2 separate regions of the Homo sapiens genome follow, and region 1 is linked to region 2. A link is a contact called in ENCODE Hi-C or POLR2A ChIA-PET data. All regions are on one chromosome and are shown on one strand. Each heading gives the region's core, a stretch centred on a gene start or an enhancer-like site at or near the end of the contact. The rest is flanking DNA. Distances are from core to core; before and after follow the strand shown. Region 1 holds the start of FANCB (FA complementation group B). Region 2 holds the start of TLR8-AS1 (TLR8 antisense RNA 1).

The links. A loop is a pair of places that touch in the nucleus more often than their neighbours do. ChIA-PET counts read pairs that join two places held with the same protein, here RNA polymerase II (POLR2A). Pooled maps may share reads with other maps.
Region 1: a loop to region 2 is called in a pooled map, with 2.6 times the contacts of the local background. The contact joins the promoter of FANCB here to the promoter of TLR8-AS1 in region 2. A Hi-C loop is called at or near these places in 1 of 168 maps with a recorded cell type or tissue (endothelial cell of umbilical vein) and 10 of 50 pooled maps. POLR2A ChIA-PET finds 5 or more read pairs at or near these places in 1 of 52 experiments (T-cell).

The regions. Positions count from the first base shown.
Region 1 is chrX:14,871,107-14,875,664 of GRCh38, reverse strand. It overlaps FANCB (FA complementation group B), which reads left to right and starts at 2,596. Exons shown (of 10, transcript NM_001018113.3): 1 at 2,596-2,679. MOSPD2 (motile sperm domain containing 2) reads right to left here and starts at 2,244. Exons shown (of 15, transcript NM_152581.4): 1 at 2,128-2,244; 2 at 1,907-1,976. The coding sequence starts at 2,136. RefSeq lists a silencer at 2,277-2,506.
Region 2 is chrX:12,940,344-12,944,782 of GRCh38, reverse strand. TLR8-AS1 (TLR8 antisense RNA 1) reads left to right here and starts at 1,483. Exons shown (of 5, transcript NR_030727.1): 1 at 1,483-1,605; 2 at 2,449-2,565.

The DNA of each region.
Region 1 (4,558 bases), core at 1,347-3,846, 1.9 Mb before region 2:
AGGCAGTGTGGCTAGTCGTGGTTTTTCAACTGGGGGTCACATTTTAAATTGTGATGTTAAGTTTGTGGGTAATTTCATTTTTTAAAAGGAAGTCAAATAGAAAAAAATACATCGAGAGTCACATGTTTTCAGAAGTATTCTTTAATGAAATTTTGCTTCAGTTATGTGAGTGTGCACGTTTGTCCTGGGTTGCAACATATAACACGTATCTTACTTTGAACGGTGGTCAAATCTGCACTAAGCAAGCAGAGTAGTAACAGATGAGGATGGCGGGTGGGGGCTGGCAAGAGCCAGATCACACATGGCCTTGAATTACAGGCCACCATAAAGAATTGGGATTTTATTCTAAACGCAGTTGGAAAGGCACTGAAGGGTTTCAAGCTGGAGAGTGACATGATCTAACTTGACATCATGGTATTGCCAAAAGATTACTGTAGTGAAAATCAGAAGACATGAGCACTAGTCCTGGCCTAGCCAATAACATCAGGGATTTTGAGCAAATCTCTTAATCTCTCTAGACCTCACTTTCTTCATTTTAAAAATGAGGAGGTTGCCCCAAGATGACCTTTAAGATCTTGTTTATTGCCTAATTTCTGCCTGTATTCTGCTTCCTCCCTTGGGCATAAATAAATGACTATTGGGGTGTTACTAGCTCATTAGGTCGAATTCTGAGTTACTTCTTAAAATATTATAAACCATGTATTAACAGCTATAATAGTTACATTTCTGTAGAAAGCAATTGAAGAAGGATCTCTTTATTGGAACCAGCTATATTATTAGAAATGGGAACTCTGGGTGAAAAGTGAATCAAGTGCTTTTGCAACTCTCTGGAACAAAGTTTGGGGTGTGAAGAAAATTGGCAAGGAGGTATGAAAAGATTTACTGACAAGTATTTGAAACCGATTTCCATATTTGTTCTATGTCATCAACTGATGTATAATCTAGGATGGTTTAAAGTTGCAGGGAACCTCTGCTGAGTACTAGTCAAGATGTAGAAGCTTAACTCCTTTCACAGTAACCAAAATGACAACTGAGGCAAAATATTCACTGAGAATCCACTATATTTTAAGACATGCTAGATGGTTTATGTTTTTTTAAAAAATTTAATCCTACTAACTTTATTATTTGCACTTCACAGATATGAAAACGGGCTCAGAATAGACAAGTAAGCTATGTAGTGGCAGGGTTAGGATTACAATCAATCTTAAGGTAGGCAACATATAAATCCTTATTTAATTCCATATTTACAATAAGTTATTCCGTATGTTTTACAAAATTACTGTACAAGCATTAAATATTCAGTTAAGTACCTGACAACTCAAGTATCTGTGACATCTGGACACAGAATGTTCAACCAATAAATCAATTCTGGACTCATAGGTACTTTGCAAGATACAGTTTGGGATAAGAACTTGTTCCAGCATTGGAGGGCCTATTTTGTGGGTAGCATGCTGGGTTGTATGAAAGCCAAATCAAACAAAATATCCAAGGAATTTGTATACCCAATTAAGTACACATCAATAGTATTATGGCAGTTTCCAGGTACATTTTCGCTAGTGTTGCTGGTGAAAGGCCAGCAGTGGAACCGTGGACTGGACAATGTCACCCGTGTTGTGGGCCTAACAAGTATCCTGCAAGTTCCATAAACACGAGGGCATGCTAAAAACTTAACCGATTTCCAACTTACATTAACCCTTTAAAGGGAGCATGGGACACACCACTTGACCATTTGAAGCAGTGCACACGGCTTGTCATGGAGAGGAAAACCTTTGAGACGTGCCCAGCATCATTCCTGTGAGGGTCGAAAGGGTCCCTAACACCTCCCACAAATACACTCACAAACACTCCAGCAAAGTTGGGGATGCTCACTGCACACCTTTCTTAATACCTGGAACAGAGTACCCACCTGTCACATACTCAGCTTCGAACCTCCTCCGGGTCTCAGAGATGAGCTTGGCTTTATTCTGGGCGTGATTCTGGATGGGAGACACGATGGGACCTTAGATACTACTTGCATCAACCCGCTTACCCTCAACCCAGCCCACCTGCACACGGGCGCTCGGTCCCCGGGCCTCAGAGGCGGCTTCCGGGTCCGGGGGGCCAGCGGCGGTGCAATAGGCTCCTCACCTCTGCCATGATCACCGTCGTGGATGTGATTGCGGTTGTCGCCGTCGCCCGTTCTACCGTCGCCGACCGAGTATCTCATCACCCGGCAGTCCCGCCCAGAGGTAGACAGAGAAGGGTGGGAGGGGGAGGCGGTCGCGTGACACCGGAAGGCGGACAGAAGCGCCGCCGCACCGCCCAATCCAATGCGGACGCCTGGGTCTGGAGGCGGGACCAGGCCCTCAGCCTAGGTCCCATTCGATTCTCGTCTGGCCTCGCCCCGCGACATCCCCCGCACTGCGGTCCCGCCCCCGCCAGCCGCGAGATCGCCGGCGCTTCCCCCGCGGAGCTCCGCCCTAGAGAGCTCGCGGGCTCTCTGCTTTCACAACACTCCCCAGGGCCCCGCCTCCTCAGCCTCCCTTGGCCACCTCTCCTGGCTGGCTTCTAGGCTCCGCCTCCTCTGCGTTCGACGCAGCCTCCGCCCGGCCTCCCAGGATGCAGCGCGCTGGCGGGAGGTTTGGAGCAGATGGATACCGTATCGACGTGGGGCCTCCGGTATGTTGCCGCTGCGTTGAGGTAGGATGGGGCTGGCGAGTCTTCCCTTCCCAGGACTTCGCAGAGGGGGCGATGGGGCTGGATTTCCTCCCCTTGTCCCCGCATTGCGGGAGAGAGGGAAGGAAGCGGGCATCCCGAGACCTGGGTCTGTCATTCCTTGCAATGATAATTGGATTTTAAGTGCTACATTCGCTTGAAGTTTTTTTCATCCCTTCAGTATCCTTCCAACTTGGAGTGTGAGATGCTTAATGAGCAAAATATCTCTGAAATCTTTAATCTCAAATAATTATATAAAGTTAAAAAAAGCGTGTTTCGGCTTATTAAGGTAGTTGTGTTCAGCCGGGGGGGTGGGGGGGTGTGTGTGGGGGGGGCGGTTTTACCACCCAGGGGACCTTTGGCAACCTCTGGAGACATTTTTAGTCACCACTGCTAGGGGCCGGGGGCAAAAGAGATGCTCACTGGCTACTAGTGGATAGAGACCAGGGAAGCTGCCAAACATCCTCCAGTGTACATGAAAATTCACAACAGTTATCCAGCCCAAAATGTCAATAGTGTCAAGGTTGAGAAAGATTTAGATTTAAAGGGACTGGAACAAATTTTATTCGTCAGTTAAAAACAATTGAAAGAAAATAGTTGCGCATACAATATTGCCTTTTTTAAAGTTGAAAGATACTGAAAACTACAAACAAGTTGTAAGAATAGTCCCCCATATTTCCATCAACCGTAGTCATCCATGACAGAATGGCATGTTAGCATCTTTTGTCCTAGACTTTTAAATATATTTACATTTTTTATGGGAAAAAATGAACACATTGTTTAAACGTTGTTTGACTACATCCTTAAAAGATATTTCAGATATAACTAAAGTCTCCTTCTACCTCTACTCACCTATCCTGGACACTTCCTTGTCCAGAATCAACAGCATTCAGAATTTGGCATGAAATGTTTACAGTTTTACATTTTTTTATTTTGGATCATACTGCCTGGGTTTGAATCCTGGCTCTGTCACTTCTTATCTGCAAGCCTTTGAGAAGATCCTGAAACTCCTTGCCTCAGTTTCTCCATCTATAAAATGGGATAGTAACAGTGCCTATGTCATAAGGATGTTGTGAGGAAGAAACGAGTTAATCCAAAGTGCTTAGAGCAGTACCTGGCACTGTTTCTTCAGGAAAAAAAAAAAAAATAGTACATGGCACTATTTCTTGAGAAAGCACTCAGGGACTGTAGTCATTGTAGGTAAATAGAACATATATAATGCTGTTTTATTTGTTTTACATAAATAATATGCTGCAGTGTACATTTGTCTGCAACTTAATTTTTAATTCATTTTATTTTTGAAATTTAACCATGATTATATATATATATACACACACACACACACACATATATAGATAGATAGATCTAATTCATTCCTTTTAACTCTTGTTTGATAGTCCATCTATACTCATTCCCCTATTGGTGTTCATTGAGGTTTTTACTTTTTTTATATTGCAAATATCAGCACAGTGAGCTTCTAGAGCAATGTATTCATTCATATGTGGGATTATGTCTCTGGGTTTATATCTACAAATGAAACTACTGGGTATATGCATTTCAGTTGACTGCCAAATTACCTTCAGAGTCATCTCTCCCTTTTATTTAAGTACTCATAATTTTCTTCTAATTGTTAGCTCTTTTTCCAGTCTGATCTCACTCACACCTTTAACACTGTCACCAGGATCTTCATAACTCAAAAGTACAGTCCTGTGATTTCTGTTTTTGAAGTCTTTCAGTGGGTTATCATTACTTATATGAGAAATTTATAAGTCCTTAATATGACATAAAAATCTTCTTTAGCGTAATCTTCCCAAATCCTCTAATTTAGTTGATCACGATTCTCCCGCATTTACTCACATTTCAG
Region 2 (4,439 bases), core at 234-2,733:
TAATTAGAGAGTGCCTAAGGAGGTTCAGCATAGCCTTGCCAGTAAAGATTATTTATTTACTTCAAGAGTTTAGAGTGGCAGTTTGGGGATAGCACCAGGAGATATCAGCTGTGATGTCTTGGAGAAACAGTGTAAACCGGCAGTGTAAACAAGAGCAGGGCATGTATGAGTAGTTGAGAACGGTGAATAGGAGTATGACTAGACAGAAGATAGTAGGGATGACAAGTTTTTTGGGGCACAGTCTAAGTTGGTCTGGTGTCTGGAATGAGACTGGGGCCTAATAAAAAGGAGCGTCTATACAGGAGCTCAAATGGGCTGTACCCTGTAGCATTCTGAGCACAGGTCTGACTTCTGAGAAGGAAAAGTGGTAAAAGTATTGTCCAGTCCTTTTTAAGCTGGTGGCTGAGCTTGGTGAGGTGTGTTTTTAAAAGACCTTTAGTCCGTTCTACTTTTCCTGAAGACGGAGGACCGTAAGGGACATAAAGGTTTCCTTGAATACTAAGAGCCTGAAAAACTGCTTGGCTGATTTGACTAATAAAGGCTGGTCTGTTATCAGACTGTATAGAGGTGGGAAGGCTAAACTGAGGAATTATGTCTGACAGAAGGGAAGAAATGACTGCGGTGGCCTTCTCAGACCCTGTAGGAAAGGCCTGTACCTATCCAGTGAAAGTGTCTACCTAGACTAAGAGGTATTTTAGTTATCTGACTCGGGGCATGTTGAGTAAAGCTAATTTGCCAGTCCTGGGTGGGGGCAAATCCTCGAGCTTAATGTGTAGGGAAGGGAGGGGGCCTGAATAATCCCTGAGGAGTAGTAGAATAGCAGACGGAACACTGAGAAGTTATTTCCTTGATGATAGATTTCCACAATGGAAAGAAAATGAGGAGAGATTCTAAGAGGCAGGCTAGTGGCTTGTACTATAGCATAGCCTGCCTTTGCTGGTGTGTGGCGATTAGGCCTGGTGGAACTGCCATCAATAAATCAAGCGTGATCGGGGGAGGAACAGGAAAGAAGGAAATATGGGGAAATGGGGTGAATGTCAGGTGGATCAGAGAGATACAGTCATGGGGGTCAGGTGTGGTATCAGGAATAATGTGGGAGGCCGGATTGAAGTCTGGGCCAGGAACAATGGTAATTGTGGGACTTAACAAAGAGTGAGTACAGCTGAAGGAGCCGGGGAGCAGAAAGTATATGCATCAGGTATGAGGAAGAAAATAGATTTTGGAAGTTATGAGAAATGTAGAGAGTGAGTTGAGCATAGTTTGATTTTTAGGACCTCTAAAAGTATTAAAGCAGCGGCAGCCGCTGCCCACAGACATGAGGGCTAGGCTAAAACAGTAAGGTCAAGTTGTCTGGACAGAAAGGCTACAGGGTGCGGTCCTGGCTCTTGTGTAAGAATTCTGACCACACTAACCATGCCTAGGAAGGAAAGGAGTTGTTGTTTTGTAAGGGATTGAGGTTTGGGAGATTAATCGGACACGATCAGCAGGGAGAGCACGTGTGTTTTTATGAAAATTATGCCAAGATAGGTAACAGACGAGGATGAAATTTGGGCTTGACTGAAGTAATGGGGGCTGCCTGTGAAGCCTTGCGGCAGTACAGCCCAGGTAATTTCCTGAGCCTAATGGGTGTCAGGGTCAGTCTAAGCGAAAGCGAAGAGAGGCTGGGATGAAGGGTACAAAGGAATAGTAAAGAAAGCACGTTTGAGATCCAGAACAGAATAATGGGTTGTAGAGGGAGGCATTGAGGAGAGTATATAGGTTTGGCACCACGGGGTGGATAGGCAAAACAATTTGGTTGATAAGGCGCAGATTCTGAACTAACCTGTAAGCCTTGTCTGGTTTTAGGACAGGTAAAATGGGGGAATGGTAAGGAGCGTTTATAGGCTTTAAAAGGCCATGCTGTAGCAGGCGAGTGATAACAGGCTTTAGTCCTTTCAAAGCATGCTGTGGGATGGGATATTGGCATTGAGCGGGGTAAGAGTGATGAGGTTTTAATGGGATGGTAAGGGGTGCATGATCGGTCGCTAAGGAGGGAGTAGAGGTGTCTTATACTTGTGGGTTAAGGTGGGGAGATACAAGGGGAGGATGTGAAGGAGGCTTTGAGCTAGGGGAAAAGGTGGCAATGAGGTGTGGCTGTAGCCCAGGAATAGTCAGGGAAGCAGATAATTTAGTTAAAGTGTCTCGGCCTAATAAGGGAACTGGGCAGGTGGGGATAACTAAAAAGGAGTGCTTAAAAGAGTATTGTCTAAGTTGGCACCAGAGTTGGGGAGTTTTAAGAGGTTTAGAAGCCTGGCCGTCAATACCCACAACAGTTATGGAGGCAAGGGAAACAGGCCCTTGAAAATAAGGTAATGTGGAGTGGGTAGCCTCCGTATTGATTAAGAAGGGGACGGACTTACCCTCCACTGTGAGAGTTACCTAAAGCTTGGCATCTGTGATGGTCTACAGGGCTTCTGAGGCAATCAGGCAGCGTCAGTCTTCAGCCGCTAAGCCGAGAAGATCTGGGAAGGAGTCAGTCAGAGAGCCTTGGGCCAGAGTTCCAGGGTCTCTGGGAGTGGCTGCCAGGTGAGTTGAACAGTCCGATTTCCATCCAATTTCCAGTGGGGTCCCGCACAGATGGGACACGGCTTAGGAGGAATCCTGGGTTGCGGGCATTCCTTGGCCTGGTGGCCAGATTTCTGGCACTTGTAGCAAGCTCCTGGGGGAGGCGGTTCTGGAGGAATGCCTGGCTACTGCGGTTTAGTCGTTTGGAAGTTCTTGTGTGCTGGAGATGTGGCTGGGGTTTGTCTCACAGTGGAGGCAAGGAATTGCAACTCAGAAATATGTTGCTACTTGGCTGTCTCTATTATTGTACACCTTGAAGGCGAGGTTAATTAAGTCCTGTTGTGGGGTTTGAGGGCCGGAATTTAATTTTTGGAGTTTTATTTAATGTCAGGAGCGGATTGGGTAATAACATGTATATTGAGAATAAGACGGCCTTTTGACCTTTTAGGGTCTAGGGCTGTAAAGCGTCTCAGGGTTGTTGCCGAACGAGCCATGAACTGGGCTGGGTTTTTCATATTTGATGAAAGAGCCTAAATGCTCACTGATTTGGGAGACATCTGATAAAGAAAAAGGAGCATTAACCTTGACTATGCCTTTAGCTTCAGCCACCTTTTTAAGAGGAAATTGCTGGGCAGGTCGGGGAGGGCCACTCACGGAATGAAACTGTAAACCAGACCGGGTGTGAGGAGGGGAGGTGATAAAAAGATTATAGGGTGGAGGAGCGGAGGCTGAGGAAGAATTGGGACCTAGCTCGGCCTGGCAAGGAGCAGCCTGGGGAGGAGGGGAGAGGTCAGATGGGTCTGTAGAAAAGGAAGATTAGAAAGACTCAGCAACACTTGGGGTTGGGACTGAGGGGACAGGCGGGAGGGAAAGAAGGAAGATTTGGGACAAGTTGCACTGGGCACAGAGACTAGGGAGAGACCAATGTGTAAAACAATGCTTGGAAGTCAGGCACCTCAGACCATTTGCCCATTTTATGACAAGAATTATTTAGATCTTGTAGAATGGAAAAATTGAAAGTGCCATTTTCTGGCTATTTGGAACCACTGTCAAGTTTGTATTGGGGTCAAGCGGCATTGCAGAAGAAAATAAGGCATTTAGGTTTTAGGTCAGGTGTGAGTTGAAGAGGTTTTAAGTTCTTGAGAGCACAGGCTAAGGGAGACGGAGGAATGGAGGGTGGAAGGTTGCCTATAGTGAAGGAGGCAAGCCCAGAGAAAAGAGAGAGTAGAGACATGGAGGGAAGGGGTTCGAGGGTTCTTAACCTCCAGAAAAGCGGGAAAGGGGTCGGGGCACGGAAATAAGGGGTTGAGGTGCAGAGATGAGAGGTCGGGGCACGGAAATAAGGGATTGGGGATTCTTGCCCCCTAGAAAAGCGGGACTTGCCACTAAGGGTGAAGGAGAAGGGGTTGAGGGGTTCTGGCCCCTCCCCCAGAAAAGTGGAGAAGGGGTAGAGACACGGAGAGAAGGGGTTGGGGTACTTGCCCCTCCCACAGAAAAGCGGAACTTGCCGCTAAGCATGAATGACCAAGGCAGGCATCCCTGGGTGGTCTGACACCGCTGAAACGTGGGTGAATAATCAGAGAGGCATCCCTGCAATGATTAAACACCAAGGGAAGGCTGCCTTCCCAGTCCGTGACCGGCACCAGAGTTTTGGGTCCATGGATAAAGCATGTCTCCTTTGTCTCTACCAGAAAATGAAAGGAATTGAAATTAAGAGAAGGGAGAGATTGAAGTGTGGCGCCAAGATTGAAAGGAGAAAGAGGTTGAGGGATAGTGAGGGAGGTTGGAGAAGAGAGTAAAAAGAGGCCGCTTACCAGATTTGAAATTAGTGAGATGTTTCTTGGGCTGGTCGGTCTGAGGACCTGAGGTCGTAGGTGCATCTTTCTCACAGAGCA